6 separate regions of the Mus musculus genome follow, and regions 1, 2, 4, 5 and 6 are each linked to region 3. The links are chromatin loops, found by intact Hi-C in ENCODE. Cell type or tissue: left cerebral cortex. All regions are shown on one strand.

Region 1 (4,000 bases), 130 kb before region 3:
ATTGGCTTTCTGCTTAATGAGCACGCGCACTGATGGGAGCCTTTTTGCCAGGTCAGTCTTTCCTGAGGTAACGTGGCAGGCCAGAGGTGCAGAGGGTCCTCCGTCTTGTATTCATGATGAGGACATTTTAGGTTTAACTAGATTGGATCTCCTGGATGGAGAATCCCATGGAAAATTACCCAACTTTATTCTAGGAACCCAAGGTCAAGGTGCCCCAGCTAATTTATCTTAGCTTCTGTTAAACTGCTTGCTTGTGCAAAACCTCCCCTGTAGCTAAGAGAGAGAGCAGGATGTAGTTTTTGCCTTAAAAAACCCCTTACCCTAAATACTTGGAGCTACATGTGGACCCTGCGTAACTGAGTTTAGTACCCGCCAGACTTTCGATTCACTAGAGTCTGAGTGGTCTTCCCATTACAATAGAATGCACAGAAGAAAAAAAAAATCATTGGTAAGATTTTAATTTTTGTTGTTGTTGTTAATTTATCTCAACAAAAGTTCACTGGGACTCGATTTAAAAAGTTTGCCAGAGACAAGGAATGGCCTGGCTCTCTGTCACTGTGTTACCATGGGGCTGGCTGTTACTGCAATCCCATGGGGCTGACACTGTCATTGTACTGCCATACCAGCCCAAATGCTCTGTGTTTCTAGAAGCAGAAATGGTATTTGGCATTTTGATTGGCAACCCTAGTTGGGCTATTACCTGTGATGTCTGGGATGGGCTCTGTTCACATAAGCATCAGATAATCTTCCGACCATCTATCTACCTATTAATCTGCCTATCTATCTATCTATCTATCTATCTATCTATCTATCTATCTATCTATCTGTTGTTCAAGACAGGATTCTCACTATGTAGCTCTGTTTGCCCTGGAACTCACTGTAACATGGAACAGCCAGCCTATCTATCTATCTATCTATCTATCTGTTGTTTAAGACAGGATTCTCACTATATAGCTCTGTTTGCCCTGGAACTCACTGTAACCTAGAACAGCCTCGGAACTCACAGAGACCCCTGCCTCTGTCTCCTGAGTGCTGGGATTAAAGGTGCCACACCTGTGCTTGGCTTTTTCAAAGAGCCTCACTTTTAAAGTTTTGTGAACGTCCAGAAATGAAACTTTAGAAAAACGTTTTGAGGCCAGTAAATTCCAAGGCCATCTTCGATTCTGTCTGGTCCCGAGGACTCATTTCTATGTCCTGGGATATTTATGATTTTGCATCAAACAGGATAACTAAAGTAAAACAGAAATAGAAAAAGTTTCAGTGCCCTGCCTACAGCTTCTAAAAGTTAACTATTTGGCAATGCTTCCCAGTCCTTAAACGCTATTCCCGAGGAGAGCGAACACTTCTAGCACCTCCCTCGCCCATTCTGGCGTTCTGCCCCTCCCAAGCCACCTGGCCCCAGTTCCTGACGCCCACCCAAGTGGTCCTGCCTCAAGGGTCATCCAGCTGAGCTCCCACTGTGCCTGTGAGCCTCTTCCAGGGATGTCCCCACTGAGGCGTGTGAACAAATGCCCTGTACAGACTCCCAGGCACAGGCAGAGCAAAGCAAGACAGCTTTGAGGCATCTGCCAAGGAGGGCGAAGGCCGGCTTTGAAAGCACTTCTCCGAGAGTTTGCCAACTCGTGGGACTTGGCAAGCCCAGACAACAGCGCTAAGGCAGAGAAAGCCCCTGGATCGGCCTCCCAGGAGGGCTCCACGCCCACCCCCACCCCCTTCTCTTTTCACCAGACCCAAGAGATGCAGGCCTGGTGAGGGAGCCGGTGGGCTCAGGCCTGATGAACGGAGGCTACCTCTCAGCGGCCCCATCCCCACCCCATCACGGCTGCCGCCCTCAATCGGGAAGCACGCCTCTCTCCTGCTAGCTAATGGCTGAGAAAAGGGCAGCGGTTTTCCAAGTTTGTGGGGCACGCAGGAGTGGCCAGGCAAGGACTGAGATCAGACAGAGGTGACAGAAGTATGAAAAGGAAGCAGTAAAAATCCGCCAGCCACAGGCGACGCCCTCTCTGCTCTGGGCGACAGTCAGGCCCGTGATTCAGCGCGAATAAAGAGCCCATAGGGGGAGTCTGGTTGGGAGTTGAGTGCGCCAAACTTTGTCATAACTCAGATTCTTCATCTGTGAAAGAGGCATGAAAGACTTGCGCCCTTGGGAGCCACTCGGTAAAGTCTCCTCGTTTAATCAATTCACAAATTGCAAATCTAAATCCTAAATGCCCAATCCACTGGTCTGCAGTAATGGACGAATAAGGACAGGCTGTTTGTTTTCCCTGCCCTGCTCTCCAAGGCCCCAGACTCACAGCGGGCAGGACGTTCTTCCTGTGGCTGCCAGAAAGAGTGCAGAGGGCAGTGTTATTCAAGGTCATTTGCAAGAGGCGAGGACCTACCTGCCACAAAGGGTCCTTGAGAAAATGCAAATGGCCTAGGATTTAAGGCAGGACTCCCACTGGGAAGAGCAACCCGGGGCACCTGGAAAATTTAAAAGTAGAAAAGAAAGCCTGTAGCCTGCAGAGGTAGGTCGGGGGCAGAACTGTCAGCCCTGGATTATTCTAGCCCCATCAACGCTAAAAAAAAAAAAAAAAAAAAATTGAAAATTAAGCACCAGGTCACTCTAGAGGGCAGAGTGAGGATTTAAAGTGTTTCTGGCCTATAGGGAAAGACACACCCTCCAGGTGGCAGAACTACCATACACCCTCAAGGCAGTTAAGAAGGGAACCATTCCAGTCAGGACTCCCAAGAGGGGCTGGGGGCAGAAGTCAGCTCTCTGTCGACCTGCTCTGGGCACCCTTACCTCCCCTGGGTGATTCTGAGTGCAACTGCTGGTTCGTGTCAAAATCTGACCGGAGGCCACGCACAGGTGCAGGAGCACAGGAAGGCATCCTCGGAAGGAAGCCGCCTTGCCTGATTTAGCTAGATTTTTGTTTTTCCTTTGTGGCTTTGAAGTGGCAGTTTCTAGGGAAACCTCGACACCCTCTGAAGGGGTAGGGGGGGTGGTGCGTTGGAAGGTGGGGGGGGGGGGGCGACTAAGGACTGCAGGACATCTCCGAACTGAGGCCACAAGGCTATCAGATAAGCCCAGGCCTGGGGCAAGTTAAGAGCCAATCTGTTGACACTGGAGATGAGAGCAGCACTCCTGTCCTCTGATCTGGCAGCCAGCAGAGTGGCCAGACCAACACACGCCTGACTGATGCCTGAAGATGCCGAGGAAGGGCTGAGGGGACAGAAGACCAAGCAACTGACTTCTCTTAGGAGGCTTCCCAGAGGGCTTCCTGGAAGAGGTGGCTCTTGTGTTTGTTACTGAATGAAGGGTCGGATTTCCATAGCTAGGGAAGGCAGGTAGAGGGGAAAACAGAAGCCCAAACCGACAGTAATAAGAACAAACCCATGGCTAGATTATAGGGTGAGAGGCTTGGGGGAGGGGGGGGGCGAGCATCCCAGCCAGTTTCAAGATGTTGAAAATGAGGACGAGGACAATTCTGAGGGAGAGAAGAGCATTCCTAATTCTGTCTGTACGTTAACTCAGGCCACACTGCAGAGACAGGCAGTGTTTGGAATCCTCTAGAAGACCTGACTGAGTGAGAGAAGAAGCTGAAGCACGGAGTCTGAGCCAGTGGTATGAGGGTAGGGAAAAGGTGACCCAGGTTATAGATCAGACAGGCTGGGCACCGGAAGTAAAACTATGCACCTGTGACAACAAAAAACAAACAGAACTGGCATGGGGAGTAAGGAGGGTGTTGTTGAATTTGGTGAATTTGGGGGAAGAAACAAGTTTGAGCTACAAACTCAGTTCTGGAGAGCGGCTAATGAATTAAGTAACCAGCTGATGCTGTCAAAGCTAAGACCAATTGCTAGTGACCCAGGTTGCTGCCTACGGGACTCTGCCTAGATTGGTGGTTGCAGCAGTCATTAGGTGAGTCCTCAGACACTGGAGTATGTCATGTTAACAACACAAGGGCTTCACTCTGTTTTGCATCAGCACCTCCAGACTGACAACGGTTGACGTTAC
Region 2 (4,000 bases), 530 kb before region 3:
TTTGCACATGACAGGGGCTGAGAGAAGGGTCAGGTATGTGGGGAACATCCTGCTTTTACTCCCTGGGTTTTTTTTGGGAGGGGGAGCAGACACGACTCACTCACTGCTTCCAGGCCTCTGAAATATCTGTGTGTTCCAGTGAATGGCTGTCCCTGAGCTGGTGTCTGGGCTACCCTCCGTTTAAGTACAAATCAAAGCACATGGCTCCATGAGGGCCTCCAGGAAGAAGATGAGGGGCCAGGATTGTGAGACCTTCGACTCGGCTTGTCAGGAAGCTGGGACAATGTGGTGTGAGCTGCCTGCAGGCTGTGCCGTGTGCTCTGGGTTCCCAGCTTGTGAGCTGTCACACAGGCTGGAGTGGGCTGTGGTGATGCAGCTGTCTTTGAGTCACTTCCCCTGTAAGGAACCCCTCACCTATATTCCTATAAATAAACCAAATAAAACTCATGGTTCACCAGACTAGAAGTTGGTGGTATCCATCGTTTGATTTGTCATGGATTTCCTATCTGGGGTGAGTAGGCATGCATGTAGTATTCAAGAAGGAAGTTTTCTCACACATCCCTCATTGCCCTGTGCTGATCCTTTTGCATCTCCTCCTAACAGGAAGTGATCAATAAAAGCTACTTAAGTGGGACACACTCACATGTAGGTTCCTGGTGCCTCGATGGATATAACCCTCTTCTAGGCGACTTTGCTGATTTCTGCTTCTTCCAAATAGCTTGGTAGAGTCTTCTTTGCAGCTATTCTTGTCTGAGGGTGCGTCTCAGCTTTTATTGCTTCTTCTTGAAGGAAGGGGCAATAGTGAGCCTTGTCAGTTTCAGGGACTTCCTGAAGCTATTTTGGGTTGTTTACCTTCCTGCTTAAGGAGCTTCCTGCAGAAAGTATGTTTCAGTCTCAGAAGAAACCGTTACACATCAGGGGACAAATGGAATCTGTTTCCTGGTGATCTGGAGACACTTCAAACACTTGGTAGGAAAGAAGTTGTACAATTGGATACCAGAGCCAATGCTATTTTAAAACCCGAAAATATTGCAAACAATGAACATGAGCCTCAAAAGAATCATACGAGCTTATGTAGACACTGCATGCTACATGCTCTGTTTATATAAAATTTCAGAGAAGAGAACAACTCATCCTGTAGAGGGTAGTAGGTAGCAGCAGCTGCTGAGCTCATTTCTGGAACTCCCCACTCCTCCATCTCTCCACCACTACCTGAACTCTCCAGTCTGTACACCACCACATCTGTGTTTGTTCGCCCGGTTTGACAAATCGAGTGATTTTTCTTGTTTCCTCTTAATGTCACCCTCACAGACCACCTTTGGTCCTCCATGCTGAAGACAGCCATGTTTAAAGACCTCATCTTTGTTTCTAAGGCATTTTCAAAGAATGACCTTTGTAATGGCACAATGCTCACTCTGCGAAGTGAGATGACGCTGTACCATGAGCAGTGGCTTCCAACCTCACGGCTCCCTCAGGACATAATGGGTGTTAAGTATGAACACTGCCAGCCATGTATATAGTCAGTCTTGTGGCATCTCCTGGAAGGCACAGGGCATTCTTTGAACACATCTGTATATAGGCGGTGCTGTAGATTTTGCATAGCTGGGTACAAAGTTGCTTTCAATTCATTTTTCTTGACAAAACAAAGACCGGAATTTCCTTGGCAAATCACTTTGCATATAATTGAGTAAAATCTCTTGGTTCCCTGGAAAATATCACTGTATAATAAGCTATTTTATAAAGTTACCTTCAGCTTTCCAATGATGTGCTATTAATCACGTGACAGTGCCGGATCTTCCCAGGTGCTTAAGAGAATCACAGAATTGAACACTGTGGAACTGATCTCAGTTTACAGAGTGGCAAGAAAAGTAGGTCAGCTCTAAAGTTACAAATGTTAAAGAGCCCCAGGTGTCCTTTACTTTGTATCCAACTTTGCAGCCCAACAGCAGCAGATGCAAGAAGGAAACCAAGATCTACAGGTGGTGACTTCCTGTCTGTCTGCTGATCACCACAAGAGGTCTCCTCTCAGTTCAGTTTTTAAAAAGAAGACAAGAACATGGAACTTGAAGTGTGGGTGGTGAAGCTAAGAGGGGTCGGAAAGATAGTAATTTCGTTTTTAGCATTACCAGTGGTCTTATTTGTACAAATTACTCTGGGATATGATTTTTTTAAAAAAAGAACTAAATACAGAGTCTAGGAATGTGTGATTTTAAAATCCTCTCTACCATGGAGTCTGATAAATCACCAGCTGTAGAAATAACAAACCTTGGATTTCCCTGCTCTTGATTGAAACTTTATATTTACACTTACTGTGTGACCTACAGATAGATGCTCATCCTCTCTGAGCCTCAAAGTCCTCATATGTAAGGGAGACAGGAGTAATAATCCTATACAGCTAATGACAGGTCACAGTGTGCTTCCTAGGATAGAGTGCATGTGGGATAAACATTGTCAAGACATCACATAGCCTTGGAAAGATGGAAATACTCACATTGTTCTTTAAGAAGAAATTTGCCCTAGTGATTGAAGGCTGGGCTCCATGGTCAGAGAGATCCAAATTTCAAATTCAGCTCTTTCATCTGTTGCATACTTGTATCTGGAGAAATTACTCAGATTTTTGTCTGTCTAAGTGTTTTTTCCTTATGGGTTAGTAATAGTGCAGTCACATAGCACGTAGTCAGTATATAACGGACTAACACCTATTACTATAAATGCTCTACTGTGTTAATATTTACATTCTACCATCCACGTCCTAACTTTATTGCAACTAAATGACTTTATAGGGTGTTATGAGACCAATACAAATCCGTCATTACAAACGATTTATGAAACTTCTAAAATTTTATTGTGGTATAATGGATACCTCAATGTAGTATACATAACTTATATTCTATACAATAAAAATCTGTAGATCTTAACTCCATACTATCAATAAGTTCTGGCAATGCTTACCTCCCACATAATCCGCATCCTTGTCAAGAAATAGAACGTTCTTCTTCTGCTTAAGAAATTCCCATGGAGTCCCTCCCAGTCAGTCCTATCTCCTCACACCTGGAAGAGCAGCCTCTACCCTGGTTCTGCCACCAGGGATTAGTTTGCCTTTCCCAGGGCTTTTTAGAGTTAGGATCTTAGAGTGTGCGCTCTTTCACGGGAGAGTTCTTTCAGCCAGAATAACAACGCACTTTAATCTCATCCTCATACATGCAGTTTGTTCGTTGTTTCTCTGACGTCACATCATTATTTCACTTCATACACAATGCACTAAAGAAGTATCTTATTTCATCTCTTTAAAAAGATGATAAGCCACTAGCGAAAGATAGATGTCGACAGGTGGCAGAAACAAGAACAAAACTCGATGAAAGTAAAATCTGACCTTTGACTACTATCGCCTCAGTGGGCAAGATGGGCCGGTCTTATTTGGACAGGTCTACTCCCTGAAGGCAGGCATCTGAAAATGAACACTGATAGCAATCAGCAATAAATGTTTTCAAAATGAGAGCATGTTACATTTGAAAGTCTTCCTGGTGGTAAGTACAGGTCTCCTGTAACAGACTTGCACCGTATTATCTCCGAAGAGTCTGCGTGTCAGAAGTTACATAAAAGGAGAGGATCACTTCCGCCCAGAGTCAAGGATCCTCTTGACTCGGTGGTTTTCAGCATGGACAATCTGCAACATTTACAAGTGGCTTTGTGAAAGGACACGAGGATTAGATGATACAGTTTTAATTAACCAACCATCACAAAACACTTAGGGCTAATTCTGCAAAGTATATGCAGTAAGCCACAATGATACCCACAATGCATTGCAGAAAGCGAGGGCGCACAGGAAGAGGTGGCGCCAAGTGCACCTTCCAGTGGGAACTCTTTGACAGCATGCTACTGGAACCTAAGAGCTCAGAAGAAGTCTAATCTCACCCGAGAAGAATTTGACAGGAAACTTTGACATTATAAAGAAACATCTTTGATACAGGGGTTCATTGCCATCAAAGGTGACCCTCAA
Region 3 (4,000 bases):
AACCTCCACTGGTAGGGATGCCACAGTCCACACTGAGTCACCTGTCCTCTCCCTCCCACCGGAAAGGTAAACAAAGGCCTTAAACACCTAATTTATAAGTCTCCAATCCTCCTTCGAGGCAAAAAGGTCTTCCGTAATTCCCCAAGTGAGCACTTAAGACTTCCACCAAATACTCACTTCAGGGCTCCCAGACTTGCCCGGTCGTGGGTAGCTGCATGCTTTACGGTAAATCACTCCCCAACACTCACGCATAATCTGGTCACACACAGCAGCCTCTCGGCTTTCAATTAAATGCATACCTCCCCAAGCCAGCCCAACTGTGGAAGCCTTTCTCTGAGTGCAAAAAGTGTGGCCTCCCAGCCTGGAGGCACTGGCCCTTTAAAGGTTCTAGCTTCCTGTACACCCGGTCCCTCCCTCCTCGCCTGCTCCCGCCCCGGCCAAGGGTCACACTTGAACTTTAGATTGCCCAGAGCCTAAAAGCCTTGGCCACCCACTTGCGCGCGTCCGAAACCGTACCCAGTGAGTGGGAACGCTCGACCACCTGCTCAGTGCCCAGGCCACTTTGGTTAAAACCAAATTTGCCCCGGCCTCCGCAACTTTCTGCAACCGCTGGCCCGCACACGGCTCAGCCAGCTGCGCGTTTGGCTATCCCAAAAGCTGCGGGAGCCCCGCGCCTGCGTGCGCGCGCGTGGGGGTGGGGGATGTCTCCAGTGCGCCCCGCACCTCCGCGGTCGGGTCCCGGGGAAACCTTGGCGGCCGAGGGTCGGGAGAGTGGGTGCGCGTGTGGGTGGAGGAGTCGCCCGACCCCCTCGCAGGAGGTCTGGAGTGTCAAATGGAGAGGGACCTTGGAAGCGAACCCCTCGCTCCAACAACTAAGCTAACTTTCACGCCTGCTCTGCCATTTCACTTAAGTTCCCAAACGAGCCCTGCCCGGGTCTCTCTAGAAGTCCCTCGCCTGCACCTGGTCCAAATTTGGCTCTGGGTCTCCGGGAAGCCCCCGCCACACCTGCCATTTCTCGCCCCGCTCTCTCCGTGCGCCCATCATTTCCGGGCCCCGAACACCCACACTGCCGACCCTCCGCCGGCCCCAACACATCCCCACCCCACCCCCCAGGGCCGCCCAGAGGCCGTTCACCTTCCAGCCCGCCGAGCTGTTGCTGTCGCCCTTATCCTTGAAGTAGGGCACGCTCTTCACCATCCACTCGTAGATCTGCGACAGGGTGAGCCTCTTCTCGGCTGAGCTCTCGATGGCCTTGGTGATGAGGTCGGCGTACGACAGGTTGCCCCACGCGTTGCGGCGCGACGAGCTGGTCTTGCGCGGCTGTCCCGCGAGTGGCCCCGCGGCGGCGGCAGCGGAGGGAGGCACGGGTGGGGGCTGCGACAGCGGCCCGGTCGGTGGGGGCTGTGGCGGCGCTGGGTGCACGCAGCCCGCCTCGGGGCCCTGGAAGTCCCCGCACAGGCCCCTGCTGGCCGCAGCCGCCGCCGCCACGGCCACGCAGCCTGGCGCCCGCGCGAAGTCCTCACTCTCCTCCAGCAGGCTCAGGTTGCTCATAAAGTCGGTGCTGACAGCGGACGCCGAGGCCAGGCTCGCCGCGGCGTCGGGGTTGGCGGCCGCGCCGCCCGACGGCGCCGGACTGGAGGTGGTCGAGTTGGACTGGTTAAACTCCGGCCTGGGCAGCGGCCAGGTACAGGAGCGCTGCCGGGGCAGCGGCTCGAAGTCCGGGTCGGTCTCCACCACCTGGGGCGCTTCGGCCATGGTGCCCCCGCCCCTCCCCCACCAGCAGAGAAGTACCGGGAGACGCGGCCACCGGGGGCGCGGAGCGGGCGACCCGAGTGTCGCTCCGAGATTGGGGGGCCGCGGACGGCGGACGCACGCCGGAGTCAGGCGCGGCGGGGCGCAGCGGACGGACGCGCCCAGAACTTAACTTCGCTGGGTCACCGGTGTCTAAGGAGCCTCCGAGTTCGTGCCTAGGACGGGGCACCGACCAGGCCGCGGAGCCCGGCAGCTCGGGCACCGCGCTCCCGCTGACAAGGGCCGCGGACGCCAAGGCAGACGGGCGGACGCTGCGGGCCGCTCTAGCTCTCCGCGGCCGCGCGACAGCGGCGCTGCTGCCTGTTGAATGTGGCGGCGGCGGGGACTGAAGCGACTCCGCAGACTCCCGTCTTACGGGATCTGCAGCGGGCTCCCCGCCCGCGGCGGCGCGCGCGCCGCCCCGCCCCTGACTGACAGGCTGCGCGGCCAATGGACGCGCGAAGTCTCCGCCGAAGCAGCCAATGAACGCGGGCCTGGGCGGGCGCTGCCTTCCCTCGGGAGGCGGCAGTAGGTTGGTGGGGGGCGGTGGGGTATTTTTCTTTCTCACACACTTTTTTTTTTTTTTCCAATCTCCGTTATTATTTTCTGTAATTCTCAAGTGTTTCTGAGTCTCTGGCGTCTCAGCGATCGGATTGCTAGGAGGCAAACCGGCGTGGAGGCGGCTACCATACTTTTGTTTACTACAGAGTGCAATCGAGTACTCCAGGCAGAGCCCAGACCCTGACTCCCGGGATGGCGCGGGGCCGCTGCGCGCTCCCGGACGCGACGTGGGCGGTGGGGCGCCTCGTGGATTCCACTCAAGCCCGCTCCGCCCACGCGTCTTCGCGCAGCTCTCGGGAAGTCGGTGGGGTTTGTTTTGGAGGAATGTTTTCTTAAGCTGGCATCTGCCCTGGCCGCCCCAGGCGCGCAGATCCTTCGGTGAAGACCCGTCGCTCTGCGGCTCCGGAGTAACCGCTTCCCACCCTACCTGTGCACACCTGCAAGACGAGCCTCTGCGGCTCGGTCCAGCCCCCAGCCTCCACTCATCCTGAACCCCAGAGAGGTGCGGCGCGGGGAGAACACTGTTGCACAAGCACCTAGCTCCAGTAGCGCCTCAGATCCGACGTCTTCTATGGGAACCGCTTTTCTGCCACGGGAATCTCACTTTTTCCTGAGGACCGGTGTGGTGGCTAAAGAGTCAGAGGAGCGCTTAGAGACAACTTTGTCACTTTATTACCCCTAATTAAGTTTAACTGCTTGCTTATTTCTTTTTTATTTAGCATGGAAGCGATGAGGTGTTGAAGTCGCAAAAGGAGATAAGCCCCAAGTGTTGGGGCACAGCTCCGCCCCTCAGTTCTTTAAACTCACAGAGTGAGCTCCCAGACCCGCGTATCTAACACACGTCCGGCGGAGCCAAAGGTAGAAAGACAGTGGTTCTTTTTGCCTTACAGAATAGAAGAAAATGTTCCCTCGCTTGATCCTCTGATTTGCTTTCTTTTTTAAAAAAAAAGAAATATGGGTGGCATTTTCTTTTATTGGCTAGGATGCTTTAGAATTGAAGATGCATATTAGGGCTTTAAATATGTCCAAAAACGCAGCTCCAAATGTCTTGTTGCGGTTGTACTTCGCTCTTCTTTCTTACGTGGAGTTTTTCTATGTAAAATGAGACTCCAAAAGAAAACCAGCCTTCTTACTCCTTCCACTTTGTCTCTAACGTCTCGCTAATCCAGGCCCCTATTCCCCTATTCATAATCCCTTTTTCTGAAACGGCTGCCTACTGATAAAAGTTTTGAGTGGCGATCCTGAACCAGAGGTGCCGAGGACAGTTTGGTTAACTGTCTCTTCACCTTGACTACAAAATTTGGCTTTGACAACCGCTGGGAGACTCGAGTAAATGGATGAGCCTAAGCAGGACCACAAAGAACAACCCTCTGGTGCTCCTTTGTAATCACACTCTGCCGAGGTGGGCCCACAGTCAGACAGCCGCACCCTACAAATAGGCGGAGCACTAGAGGACCATTCTTGGCGATGAAATCCAGCTGTGAATTTGGCCTTCGCCTCATTTCTGTTTCGGTTTCTCAGGGACTGTTGCGATGAGAGCATTTGGTTAAAGGAGTTTTCCTAAAGCTTTCCCCAGATCTTCAAATTCTCTAAGGCCACTGTCCCCAACTGTTTCTATAAGTGTCATAGTATAGGCTAGTGATACAG
Region 4 (4,000 bases), 240 kb before region 3:
AACTTGTCATGAAAATTAAACAAGTTAATAGATGTCTGGTACCCAGAATGGAGCTGCCATACAACAAGAAGTAGCTGAGCCGTGTGGACACTATGCCCCTCCTTAGAAGTGGGAACAAAACACCCATGGAAGGAGTTACAGAAACAAAGTATGGAGCTGAGATGAAAGGATGGACCATGTAGAGACTGCCATATCCAGGGATCCACCCCATAATCAGCTTCCAAATGCTGACACCATTGCATACACTAGCAAGATTTTACTGAAAGGACCCAGATGTAGCTGTCTCTTGTGAGACTATGCCGGGGCCTAGCAAACACAGAAGTGGATGCTCACAGTCAGCTAATGGATGGATCACAGGGCTCCCAATGGAGGAGCTAGAGAAAGTACCCAAGGAGCTAAAGGGAACTTCAACCCTATAGGTGGAACAACATTATGAACTAACCAGTACCCCTGAGCTCTTGACTCTAGCTGCATATGTATCAAAAGATGGCCTAGTCGGCCATCACTGGAAAGAGAGGCCCATTGGACACGCAGACTTTGTGTGCCCCGGTACAGGGGAACGCCAGGGCCAAAGGGGGGGAGTGGGTGGGTAGGGGAGTGGGGGTGGGTGGGTAAGGGGGACTTTTGGTATAGCATTGGAAATGTAAATGAGCTAAATACCTAATAAAAAAAATGAAAAAAAAAAAAAAAAAAAAGAAGTAGCTGAGCCTTGGCAGTGTTCCTTATGCAAGCATTAAAAGTTATTTACATTCATTTTAACGCATTATTTTTAAGCCGTGCTGAAAATGCAACAATCTTTCATCTGCCACTCCTGGAAGATGCCTCTCTCCAGCCAGCCAGCTCCAGCAGACTCTACAGGTTTGTCAACGGGAGTTTTTTAATTGCATAAATAATTCATGAACGCATTCCGGTTGAAAGAGTTAAGCAACATAGAGAGGGAGACTGAAGAGTCCCTTCAAGCTCTTCCCACTGCCTCCCACGGCTGACAGTGTGAGTCCTGCCCGGCCCTTCCACACAGGCATAGCGGCAGACACTCTTCCAAAAAGCCCCATCACTTACGTTCCCTTCCAATAGCTGTACAGCTTGCTGATTCTTCAGATAGTTTGTAGATTTTCAGATCCCTATACAGTAAGCCTGCTTCAAAATGGATATACCACAAAGTGGAGTAACAAATCCCCTATTGATGAGTGCCCCTTCGGTTTCCAGTCTGCCCCCTTTGAAGCCTGCAGGACAATCGGTATCTTTGTGTGAACACATTCACACGGGCAAAGGGCGATTTCTTAGAATAGACTACAGGAAGTAGACTTGTTGGGTCAAACGGTGGGTGCATTTTCTGTTTTGCTAAATACTATCAAGTGGCCTTCCCATTTATACTCCTACCAGCTTGAGGATGGGGAAGGCAGGGGTATTTGTTTTTGTTTTAAAGAGGGGATTCTTTTTAGTTAACGGTTGCTTGTTTGTTTGTTGTGGGTTGTGTTTGGAGAGGTGTTTTGCTTCGTTTTTTTTTTTTTTTTTTTCCTTCAGTGTTGCGGATTAACCTTGGGATCTTAAATATGCTAGGCAGGTGCTCTACCTAAAAGAAAGCTATATCCCCAGCTTTGTTAGTTTCAAGGCCTTACTAAAGATAGCACAGTCTGGACCTTAAGGTCGCCTTCCCTGCTCCTCCAGAGTGCCGGGGTTGCAGGTGTGGCCACCACACCCAGTTTAAAAGGTGTGTTCTCAGGCTGTTCGACAGAGAATTACCATGGCTTTTTCCTGGCAACTAGAAATAGCAGCTCATTCTTCCTTATTGGAGAGGGAACATCAGTCTCCTTCCACCCCCGTCCTGTCCCAAAGCAGAGAGGGAGGGGAAGAAAGAGAAGGAAAAACTATAACGGGAAAATGTCCCCAAATGTCTTGATTTAGACTGTTACTCATACTAAGGTATAAAACACAGCCTCCTCCTCTGCAGCCACAACAAATGTTGCTAAACCTGCTTATAAGCTGCTCTTTTCTTATTCAGCGCCTCTGCTTCTTCGCTTAATCTTCATAATTCTGAGCTTCACGCTATTATTATATTCTTGGAGGGATAAAGCAAATTAGCTGCAGAACTACATTACCCAGCCTGCACTGCAGGAAGCAGCAGCCAGTAAGCTGTAAACAGGAGCTGAGAAGCGAAGGCTTCTGGGAAAGACTATAAAGGCAGGCTCACCTGGGCGAAGAGACCATTTGCTTGTCTCTCCCATCCTTCTACCTGAAATTGGGGGTGTTTTTAAACATATTTAAGGTCACCCTTAGAGCATAATGATGATCCCGCTGGGAACTGTGTTAATTCTTCAGTTACCGGAAGTTGGATGCTAACCAAGGAGGGCAAGAGGCAGCACTATCTGCCCACCTGTTTATAAATGCACTGATATTTAAACAGCTTATTGACCAAACACGTCTGGTACGTACAGAGCAGTCCTATTTGAGTAAAGATGTGATGGGCGGGGCTCTCGCTGTCACATGTACTTAAGAAGTGATCTCTACAACGGAAGCCAAGCACCAAATATGCTGTGCAAGATGAAGCCTCAGTCCCCAAGGAGGGAACCTAATTTCCTTTGAAGAATTCCATTGTGTTGGAACCCAATCCGTTGCTGGCTTGTCTTTTCCAATGTTTTGTAAACTGTGACTAGGGAAATAAAAAGACTTCATTTTACAAACACGGAAAAGCCCTATATCATCCTAAACAGCCACAAGTCCCATTGGCTGGTCCACTTGCACCTCTGCACCTCTCTCCAAAGGTGGCCTGGACACATTTTCTATTAATTGACATTAAAACCAAGTTAACTTTGGAAGCAGCCATAGCACTGGGCTCCAACGGACAACCTTTAGCCACTGTTAAGCAACTAAAAGTCCAGATGCAAATTGAAATCCCCTCCCGGATTTCATCTGGATTCAAAAGAGCCGAAATTGGAATTCTGCACCTATTCTAAGACAGGTGGAGGAAACGTTTTCTATGAGGTGGTCCAAAGCGGTTCTGTTGATAGCGGTTCGGAAACGGAAACAAACTTCCTGACAACAGGGAAATCATCCCAAACACTGTGATACAGGGACGGTGAAGGTCCGTCAGTGAGTGGGTGCTGGTCAAACAAGCATGGAGACTTCAATTCAATCCTCAGCACCCATGTAAAAGCCAGAGCACCTATAACCCCAGCGCTGAAGATGCAGAGACAGGAGGATCCTGATGCTGGCTGGTCTAGCCTAGAGGATAAGGTCTCAGTCAATGAGAGACTCTGCTTTAAAGGAAATGTTCAGTGGTCTTAAGGATGACTCCTGAGCACTCATGTGCGCGCGTGTGAACACACACACACACCCTCTAAGGGTAATTCAGAAATCCAATTATAGAACTGTTGTAGCTGCTATAAACTTGTAGACAATTTTTTCTATGACTTTGTAAATATACTTTAAATTTTCTAAAGTAAGCATTATTTTATAGTCAGAAAAATATGAATATTGATGTTATTTATACATATCTATTCATGTGTATGTTTTTATTATATATTAGAAATAAGTGAAAGGTAAGACAATAAGAAAAAGTTCCAGATATGTCTAGAACTTCAAGTACATAACTGATCCTAGATTTTTTTTTCATCTTCATTGCTGGGGGGTGGGGGGTCAAAGCCAGGAGCTCACAGATGTTAGGTGAGCTCCCCAGGACTCTGCTTCATGTTGGGTGACCCTTCAGTTCACTGCTTAAAGATCACCTCAGTTTGGTTAATTTAGTAATGGTTATATTGGTTTCCCTTGAGCTTTCTATGCATTATCTGTCCCCACTATGTGCCCTTTTATGCTGTCAACAGTACAAGAACAAGCATCACAGCTGATTTCCAGTTTCTAGGATGCCGGTGGCCAAAGCTGCAGGCTCCCATGTCTCTTCCTTTCCTTCCCTCTTCAACACACACTTCCCTCCTGCCTACTTGGCATCACTCCCCACCTATGCCCCATACCTCTCCCTTCCATCCCCAGGGACAAGGTATCC
Region 5 (4,000 bases), 74 kb before region 3:
ACAAAGTGACATTCTCTGTCATTGGGCCCATAGGGTAACATAAAGGGAGATGAAGCAGGATCTATTCCTACTCAGGAACAAAAACCCAAAGCAATACACAGTATCAACTTAGGATCTCAGCTGAAAAGGCAGCGGGGTTTTGAGTGAGTCTGGGGCTAGTTTGAACTATCTAACTCACTCCCAAGATAGATAGATTCCCCCGAAAGTTAGGACTTAAACTTGTTTACACCAGAGTCTTTGTATCAGGCAAATAAAAATGAATATAAAGAAAAGCTATTTTCTTGAGAAAGTTAACTTGCCACAAAATGCAATATTCAAATGTGAGAACATCTCTGCTCTAAGCAAAGCACTAACTTTAGGACACTGTAGAGAGTATGCCGTCCAGAGTGGTAACTAGAGGGGGGCCGGGCTGAAGCAAGCTCCCCTAAGTGAGGTGAGGCCCTTCTGCTCCTACTCAGTGGATGTGCTGATAGGATACTACAACAAAGCCACCGCAAATGTGTGCAAACTGCAAACCCACAGGAGAATACAAGAGGAAGGCAAGGAACCCCCAGCATGACTTCTGACGTTTGGGGGATCCTGTGGTACAAATCTGGGAATGTGAAGAACACTTAGGCTTCCTGCCCCAGCACAGTTGCTACATATTCACCTGGCAGCTCTGAAGGGGCCTAATGCCCAGTCCAGGGACAGAATTCTGGATGTCTCACAATCCTCAGAGCAGAGCTATGCAGAGCTATGCACCTGGCTTCTCAAATTTTTGGCCTTCTCTGCCAACCTAGTACAAGGCTTAGTTGCCCAAATACTCTGTGACCCCTGTTGGACCACAAAAGGCTCTAACTAGATTTGTGGTCACCCAAGGAGGCAGCCACAGTGCCCACATCCTCATGTTGTTGACGGCGACTGAAGGTGCTTAAAGTGCCAACCGTTCTACCAGATCAGAACAATATACAGGGCCAGACTTCTCTGTGACCCTGAGCACATTAGTGCCTTTTCTCAACAAGAGATGGAAAACAAAGTGAGTGTAATGGTAATCTCACTTAGTAAAAAGAGACAAAAGTCAGACACAGACCTAAGAGAGCTTAGAAACCCTTATTTCAAAATGCATTCTGCACTACATTCCACCCAAGGATTGCAACACAACAGCTATGTGTTAAGTCCTGCTGCCAGGGTGCAGAGTGAGGGCGGATCAGACATGGCCCAACAGGAGCTTTCTGGTTGGATGCCAGGCAGGTATGTGGGTATGTGGCAGTGGTAGTCTCTCCTGAGGCTTCATTCTGTTCTTTCACTTACGATCTATCTCAGCTCTAGGTGTGTTATGAGGTCGTGAACTCCAAACATCTCCCAAAAGGCTAAGGAATACATTTCTTTCACGTTGTATCTCAATTCCATGTATTCTCAAAAACATTCCTTGTCCCCACCTCCCTGTCATCCTACCCCCACCAGAGCTACAGCTCTGGCTACTGTGTCCACCAAAACCAGTGATCAAAATCCCCAATTCCTCCTTAAAAAGCAGCAGCCTGCCTGGGCAAGGCCTGGAAAGCAGCCAGCCCTGTAACTGCATTCTCCAAAGCCACCTACATGCTGGGAGTCTGGGCACCGTATCTTCCATGACAATTTGTTCTTTAAACACAATAGCCACACAGATAAGCTCTGATAGGCCTCTACAAGAGAGGGAGCTTGCTCCGGTCCTGTCACATTTAGTTAATAATACAGAGAGTATAGGAGGCGATCCTTCCAGAGATCAGCTTCCTGACTGCCTGACTAACAGGGGGGGGTACAGCTCTATAAGCCTGAGGCAGTTCTGCCAGACGCCAGGGCTGGGGTGGGGGGCGTTTTCAGCAGGACCAAAGAAGACATAATAACGAAGACTCCTAAAAAGTTTAAAAATAGTTCACTAACTTCAGGGTTAGTATCCACTAAATGCTTGGACGACTTCTGCTTATTGTTGGTTGGGTTTTTGTTTTTGGTTTTTTTTTTTTTTGGACATAGCAATCCTTAACTTATCAAAATATCGCACTACATATTTTTCTGAGGACATTTCAGGTCACTCTGTGTAACAGAGCTGTATACTAACTTTGCCAACAATTACCCACCCACCCCCACAACAGGAAAACGTTTGCTGTGCAGAGCTTGTTACATAAATTCCTGTTTTTCATGCAGCCAGTGGGACACTAAAGAGGAGCAGGCTTGAGGTGCTATGTCCACAATACTCTGCTGGGAGCTGCCTGCAACTGATGGAGCTCTGGGATTTTATACTCTCAGCATTCTCTCCCAGCAAGCATTCTGTGAGGAAACAGACAACCAGTGCTACACACTTATTCAAAGCCTGTGTCTGTACGATACCACTAGAGAAGGGCCAAGGCAACCATCTCTCTGTACCAACCACACTGCCCTCCCTGCTGGCTTTCTGGGCTCAGGGGAGCCGCAGACACATTCCTGATGCTTCTGGATGGCTGAACACTGCAAGCACATGCTAAGGGAGCCTGACACAAGCCAGTTCTGCCAGAAAGGTAGACACAAACCTGGTGTACCCCGATGCTCAACCTGTTCTGCTCCTGAGCACTCTGCTCTATGCCCCTATAGACCAGACTCCAAGTTCCTTAAACACAAGATTAAACTTAAGTTTCTAACCTCAAAGCCTCTAACAGGTGTTCTACACACATGAGCTCAATAAAACTTTGTTGACTGACACCCCAAAAACATTACAGGGAAGATGTGAGGTTTTAGGCATCTCTTAGGCATCTACCATTCATGTTCCACATTAGGACAGCTCATGGTACAGACAGCAGAAAAGGAAATAGGAAGGAAGGAGGACCCAGGCTACCCTCCAGAGGTTCTGTGAAAGGAAGGGAATAGTAAGAGTCATTTGACAAACCAACAGATGACCCCCACAGAGCTTTCTAGGAGCCGTCAACTTCCTCAGCTTCTATGTCAAGGACAGTTCAACATACTCAACAAGGCAGCATGTGTAAAAATGCCCGTCTCCATCAATAGGAATGAAGTTAGTTAATAACACTACTAGGACACCAGCATCTTTAGAATAATAATGTTTTGTACATGTATATAAGATATACATATAAGATAACCAGATTCCAGTGTTCCAACTAGTATAAAGCATTCATGTTATTTATGGGAAATAGCAACTCGTGTCAAGGAAGGGTCTGATGGTTTCTCAACACACACATTGCCTAAATTTACACACTACAGTCAGTTTTCTAGTCCTGGCTGGCCAAAACAGATCTGCTTTAATGACCATAGCTGGGTCTCTCCACTGGGTCGGTTTTGAATGAGATCTACTGTACTGTCCTAGGGTGGGAAATGTCAGGCACATAGAGACACAGGACAGGGTTATTTTGTTCTTTGTTCTTCCAACCAAGATGTTTTTATCCTCCCAGTCAAAAGCAATTATCAGGCAATCACTGAAGTGCAGAATCTATAAATATGCATTTACCTTGAAGTTTTAAATCTCACACAAAAAACTATGTCTAACAATGTGCTATAGAACATACATAATATATCTGAACTGCATGAACAACTTGAAGCCCTATCAAAAAAGGGCATGAGATTTAAAAGCAAAACAAAACATTGGAAACTACTCATCCATCATAGTAGACTTCTAGGAATGCTGAATCTCCAACAAAAATCGGAGGTGAGGACCGAGTCATAAGTTAGTCAAACATAGACTCCGTGCCTGCCTCTCACCACCCCCTAAGCCTGCTGGAAACCCTGCCCTGCCCCTGCTTACTGGTTTCAGTTCCTGTCACCTGCTGGATCTGGTGCTTCCGAGGCATCTCTCTTCATCCTGATTGCCAGGTCCCTGGCTCTCAGAACCCTGGCGTCTGACCTGAACCATACTTTAGCGCTTGAGCTTCTCAGCCGTGCGAAGGCCACTACCTGCTGGCCTGGCCTGGGTCTTTTTACATTTCCTATTTCTTTCTACTTTTCAATTCTAGGTGCACCCTTGGTCTTTCTTTCCATACAGTAATAACCACCAGGCAGC
Region 6 (4,000 bases), 440 kb before region 3:
TCAAACGTACACATTTGCTAAGCTTACATTCACTTCTCAATGAAAGGAGTTGTTGAAGCTTGCATGGGAAGGGCCCGAGATCTGACTAATTGTTCTCCAGATGGAAGTGTCATTTTGGGGGCGCTTTGGAGCTATAAGGAGGAAGGACATAGCTGAAGGAAGGTCACTCGTGGCAGGCACCTTTGACCCTGAGTCCGTGTACTGCTGTCTGTCTACAGAACCGTAGCAAGACTAGCTCTCTGTGATGAGGCTCCAACACTGAGCTGTTGTGCTCAATGGCATAGATCTAAGCAACGACAGACCGGACCTTCTGAAAACCATGAGCCACCCATTCTTAATGTGGCCTCAATAACAACAAAATACTGCTAATAATGGCTATAACAATAATAAGTCAATGCACCTAGAACAAACAGGTTGGTTATACTGTTTAGCACTTACCTGGCTTGCAAGTCTATAGCCCTTGTACAAATGTTTCCACAAGGAATTGTTTGCTGTCCCTAAGTGCGTTTACATACAAAACAATTATGGAGATATAAATTGTTTTGTTGGTGGTAATAAGTATTCTGTGAAGATGACCCTAGAATCTCATTTAATCACGCAGTATTTTGAAATGTTTACAGGTCATACAATCTAATTACTTCTGTCTTCAAACCAAACAAAAACTTTCGCACTGCTTACACCACAATGACAATAGCACAATGTTCTTCTATAATAGAGAATGTTTGAAAAGACCCAAACTGAATAGAAAAGAGAAATAGTTATAAGATCCATAGCCATATTAGTTAGCTATTGCTGTACTAGCAAGTCACCCCCCAAAATTCTTTTAATTAAAAAGTAAACCCTTTTTTTTTAATGCAATTTATACAATAGCTAGAGGTCCAGCTTCTGGTCTCGGCTGTACTCTTTTATCCAACCGTGGAAGCTGGTATAACTGGGCTCTGATTGGTTCAGGAGGTATACATCCAAAGATTGCAAAACTGAGGCTTCACCCTACTAGAAGGCTCAATTGGATTTTTTTTTTCTCATCATGGTAATCTGCCTGTATCAGGGTTCCAAGGAGTAGATAAATACGTAAGACTTGGTGATGCACAGGCTTGGAATGGAGGCTTTCATGTCTGTTATATCCTGTTGGCCAAAAACAATGGCAGCCATCTTCTAGGTGCTGGAAAATCATCTTCACACCCTCATGAGAGCAGCTGCAAAATCCCATGCAGAGGATGTGTGTGGGCAGGCTGTGGGTGTTGAAAGCAGTTTCTCAGTCCGCCACCATGGTACATTTATTGGACAGATTGTATTCCAACCATTACAAAAGGAAGCCCATGTAGCAAGTTAGGAGATTAAACAACAAAACAAACCAAAAAAATATGGCATTAACTTTTATAACAAGCAAATAAACATTTAGAAGAAAGCACAGACGATAGTTGCATAAGATGGAGAAAAAGCCTTGGTTTTAGCTGCTTTTTGTAAAGTATTCTGACTTTACTGAAAAATCCACACCTCTTACTCTGACTGCATGTGATGTAATTCGTATTTTATACCTTCAGTTGGATTTGGCTGATGTATTTAATGAAGAAATTATGAAGAGAAAGAACAAATGGACTATTTAAAGAAAAAAAAATTGGACAAAACAATTCAACCCCAAAATTCCATGCCAGAAATTCAACTGACAGGGAGAATATAATGTGACAGAATGTGCTTGCTATTTCCAGGGAAACGGAGTTAAAGAGAGCTTTTAGAGGATAAAGCAAAAAGCTTTTGGCTGTTACAGTACTTTCCACAGGAGTAAAAACTTTCATTGTGTGACTAAATCAATGGAGATTATTTCCTCAGTCAGAATTGCCTTTGTCTGCACGTGTTCTTTGCACGTATCTATTTTTGTTTCTGACTCAGTAGCCAGGTCCTGAAGTGAGTGATTCAATGGAAGGTGATGCTGAACTTTGTATGGAAGTTACTACATAGAGCCTTTGACTGTTTCCAAGGTCATTCACTGACCAGCAAGACACAATGAAGTCAGCATTGTGGGCTGACTTCATCTTCCCAAGCTACGGTCCTACTAAATCTATCAGCGAGCTGTGGTTCTAACAGACTTCTCCAACATGCAGTTTATTTAGGGTTACTTTCAATATAGGATTCACCTGCAGCAGCCTCCTTAGCAAGCAAACCACAGCAGCTTATGCAGTCACATGTAAACGAGTGCTAGCGATGTGAAAGGCACAACTCTTCTGGAAGAACACTAGACATTGGAATTGTGGAGATCCAGACTATATGGCAACTTGTGTCCTGAGAGAAATCAGCCCAATGGGCAGTAAGACCACTTACACATTCTCCTGTCCCAAGATTAGTTGCAGAGAAGTTGCTACCAATGTCTGCAAGTATCCACACCACTATTCTGTGGTGCCCTGGCAATTTTCTTTCTTCCTGCAAATAGCAGAGGGCAGATAGCAGGAAGGCCCACCCCACCTTCCACATCGCCTCCACCCCAGGAGAATGTATAGATCTAGCATAGGAAAGAATCATAGTTCATCAGACAGGGTAACCTCAGCTTCCCCTGTTCCAACTTATATTTAGTGCTACTAGTCCAGGGCACATCCTAATAGCTACCAGTCCATTGCTCAGTCCTACCCTACCCTGTAATCTATCCCTTCACCTTGCAGTTTTGTCCTGGAATGCTTTCTTCTTAGACTTTAGCAAAAGGGGTACTCGGTCTTTTGTCTCATCACTTACAACTTGTTTATAGTTCAAAGAGCAAGTCCTTCCTGAGATTTAGTGGTCACAGTGTAATGTCTCATGAAAGTTGACTCTGGGCAGAAATCTAACAGAAGGAGACGTGACTCAAAGCTACTCACAGGACTGAAGCAAGCCAGGGGGCAAGGAATTGGGTGTTTCAAAAGGACAACCATGCTTAAGGGTCTCAGGTGACTTACTCTGTGGAGGTGGGAATCCTGAAGAGATGAGACACACTGGAGTTGAGCAACATTTCCTAAAGCATGTATGTAGATCACACAGGGACTTTTGTGGGTATCAGCATCATTCAGGACAGAGAAGAAATGCAAATATGGTTTCCAGTTTTGCCTTGTGAAGTATTGTCAAGTATTGTTATGTGTACACAATCATATATTGTAAACAGCAGGTTTAACCTGAATTCACTGACATGCATCAATCAACTTCCCAGGATGCCTTCCCATACCACCCTCTGCCTATGGATTATTGCATCATGATGGTGGAACAGTAAATTAGTCTTACAGACAAGGTCAGCACTCTCAGTGCCCTAAACTACCTTAGTTAGGCATCTGGTCGACCCTGTTATTGTACACATGGATTGAGCCACAGAAGGGAGGAATTCTTGCTCTCAACCCTACAGAGCTGGTTTGTGGCTCTGCCAGACCACACCCTGAACCACTCTTATACTTCTTTATACTTTACCCAATTCTACTCCTAGAGACTCAGTCATTAGAATACTTGTGAAGAACAAAATCCAGTTTTATTTCAGTATCTTTGTAAGACTCTTCATATAAAACCTTTTGCAAGCCAGAAAAAAAAAATATCCTTCCCAGCTTGTGCAAAGTACAACTCAGAAAAGACGGGTACCAAAGTTGCATCACTGGAATAAAAGCTTAGCTAGTGTCATGGCTTATCTTCATTGAGACCTTGATGAGTTTGAGAAGCACCTACAAGACCAATAAATCACATATCTGGGTATCTCTATGAGGGCATTTCCAGAAAGACTAACCCCTGAATGTTGATGGTACCCGTCTCTTATGCACAGGGCCCAGATGCAATCAAAGGGAAAAAGTTCACCAGGAAGAACTATCTCCCTCCCTTTCCTCCCTCCCTTCCCTATCTGTTTCTCTGCTTCTTGGCTGCCCCAAGGTGAGCTAATCTATTAAGCCACACTTTTGGTAGCTATGAGGCACCAAAAACTTCTGAAGTCCCCCCTCCTTACATTGTATTTGGTTTGTTGGTTGGTCGTTTGGTTTGTGACAAGTTCTCCATATGTAGC

What was found. Peaks named below come from ENCODE experiments on the same cell type or tissue, not always from the same donor. Only the 100,000 strongest peaks of a DNase experiment are listed, where the experiment ranks them.
Region 1: it touches region 3 in a loop (3-fold over the local background); 19 of 42 quality-filtered maps call a loop at or near these places.
Region 2: a loop joins it to region 3, with 4 times the contacts of the local background. A loop is called at or near these places in 8 of 42 quality-filtered maps.
Region 4: a loop joins it to region 3, with 4 times the contacts of the local background. A loop is called at or near these places in 6 of 42 quality-filtered maps.
Region 5: a loop joins it to region 3, with 2.2 times the contacts of the local background. A loop is called at or near these places in 13 of 42 quality-filtered maps.
Region 6: a loop joins it to region 3, with 7 times the contacts of the local background. A loop is called at or near these places in 2 of 42 quality-filtered maps.

Annotation. Positions count from the first base shown.
Region 1 is chr3:52,399,300-52,403,299 of GRCm38, reverse strand. No RefSeq gene overlaps it. Among named protein-coding and RNA genes, the nearest start is that of Gm38537, 66 kb to the left of the region's middle. In left cerebral cortex, a CTCF peak has its summit at 2,051; DNase peaks (open chromatin) are centred at 1,526, 1,954 and 2,295; H3K4me3 peaks cover 611 bases; H3K27ac peaks cover 976 bases.
Region 2 is chr3:52,798,858-52,802,857 of GRCm38, reverse strand. No RefSeq gene overlaps it. Among named protein-coding and RNA genes, the nearest start is that of Gm30292, 3.1 kb to the right of the region's middle. In left cerebral cortex, a CTCF peak has its summit at 2,002; a DNase peak (open chromatin) is centred at 1,999.
Region 3 is chr3:52,266,558-52,270,557 of GRCm38, reverse strand. It overlaps Foxo1 (forkhead box O1), which reads right to left and starts at 2,221. Exons shown (of 3, transcript NM_019739.3): 1 at 1,136-2,221. The coding sequence starts at 1,756. In left cerebral cortex, a CTCF peak has its summit at 2,115; DNase peaks (open chromatin) are centred at 1,322, 1,808, 2,288, 2,542 and 1 more place; H3K4me3 peaks cover 3,522 bases; H3K27ac peaks cover 2,054 bases.
Region 4 is chr3:52,508,698-52,512,697 of GRCm38, reverse strand. No RefSeq gene overlaps it. Among named protein-coding and RNA genes, the nearest start is that of Gm30173, 6.3 kb to the left of the region's middle. In left cerebral cortex, a CTCF peak has its summit at 2,124; DNase peaks (open chromatin) are centred at 1,049 and 2,004; H3K4me3 peaks cover 764 bases; H3K27ac peaks cover 1,310 bases.
Region 5 is chr3:52,340,589-52,344,588 of GRCm38, reverse strand. All of the region lies in intron 1 of Foxo1 (forkhead box O1), which reads right to left. Among named protein-coding and RNA genes, the nearest start is that of Foxo1, 74 kb to the right of the region's middle. In left cerebral cortex, no CTCF peak of the experiment used is centred here; DNase peaks (open chromatin) are centred at 1,556 and 2,172; H3K27ac peaks cover 727 bases.
Region 6 is chr3:52,704,007-52,708,006 of GRCm38, reverse strand. The region is part of intron 3 of Gm30235 (a long non-coding RNA gene); the gene reads right to left. Among named protein-coding and RNA genes, the nearest start is that of Gm22798, 17 kb to the left of the region's middle. In left cerebral cortex, no CTCF peak of the experiment used is centred here; DNase peaks (open chromatin) are centred at 1,202 and 1,671.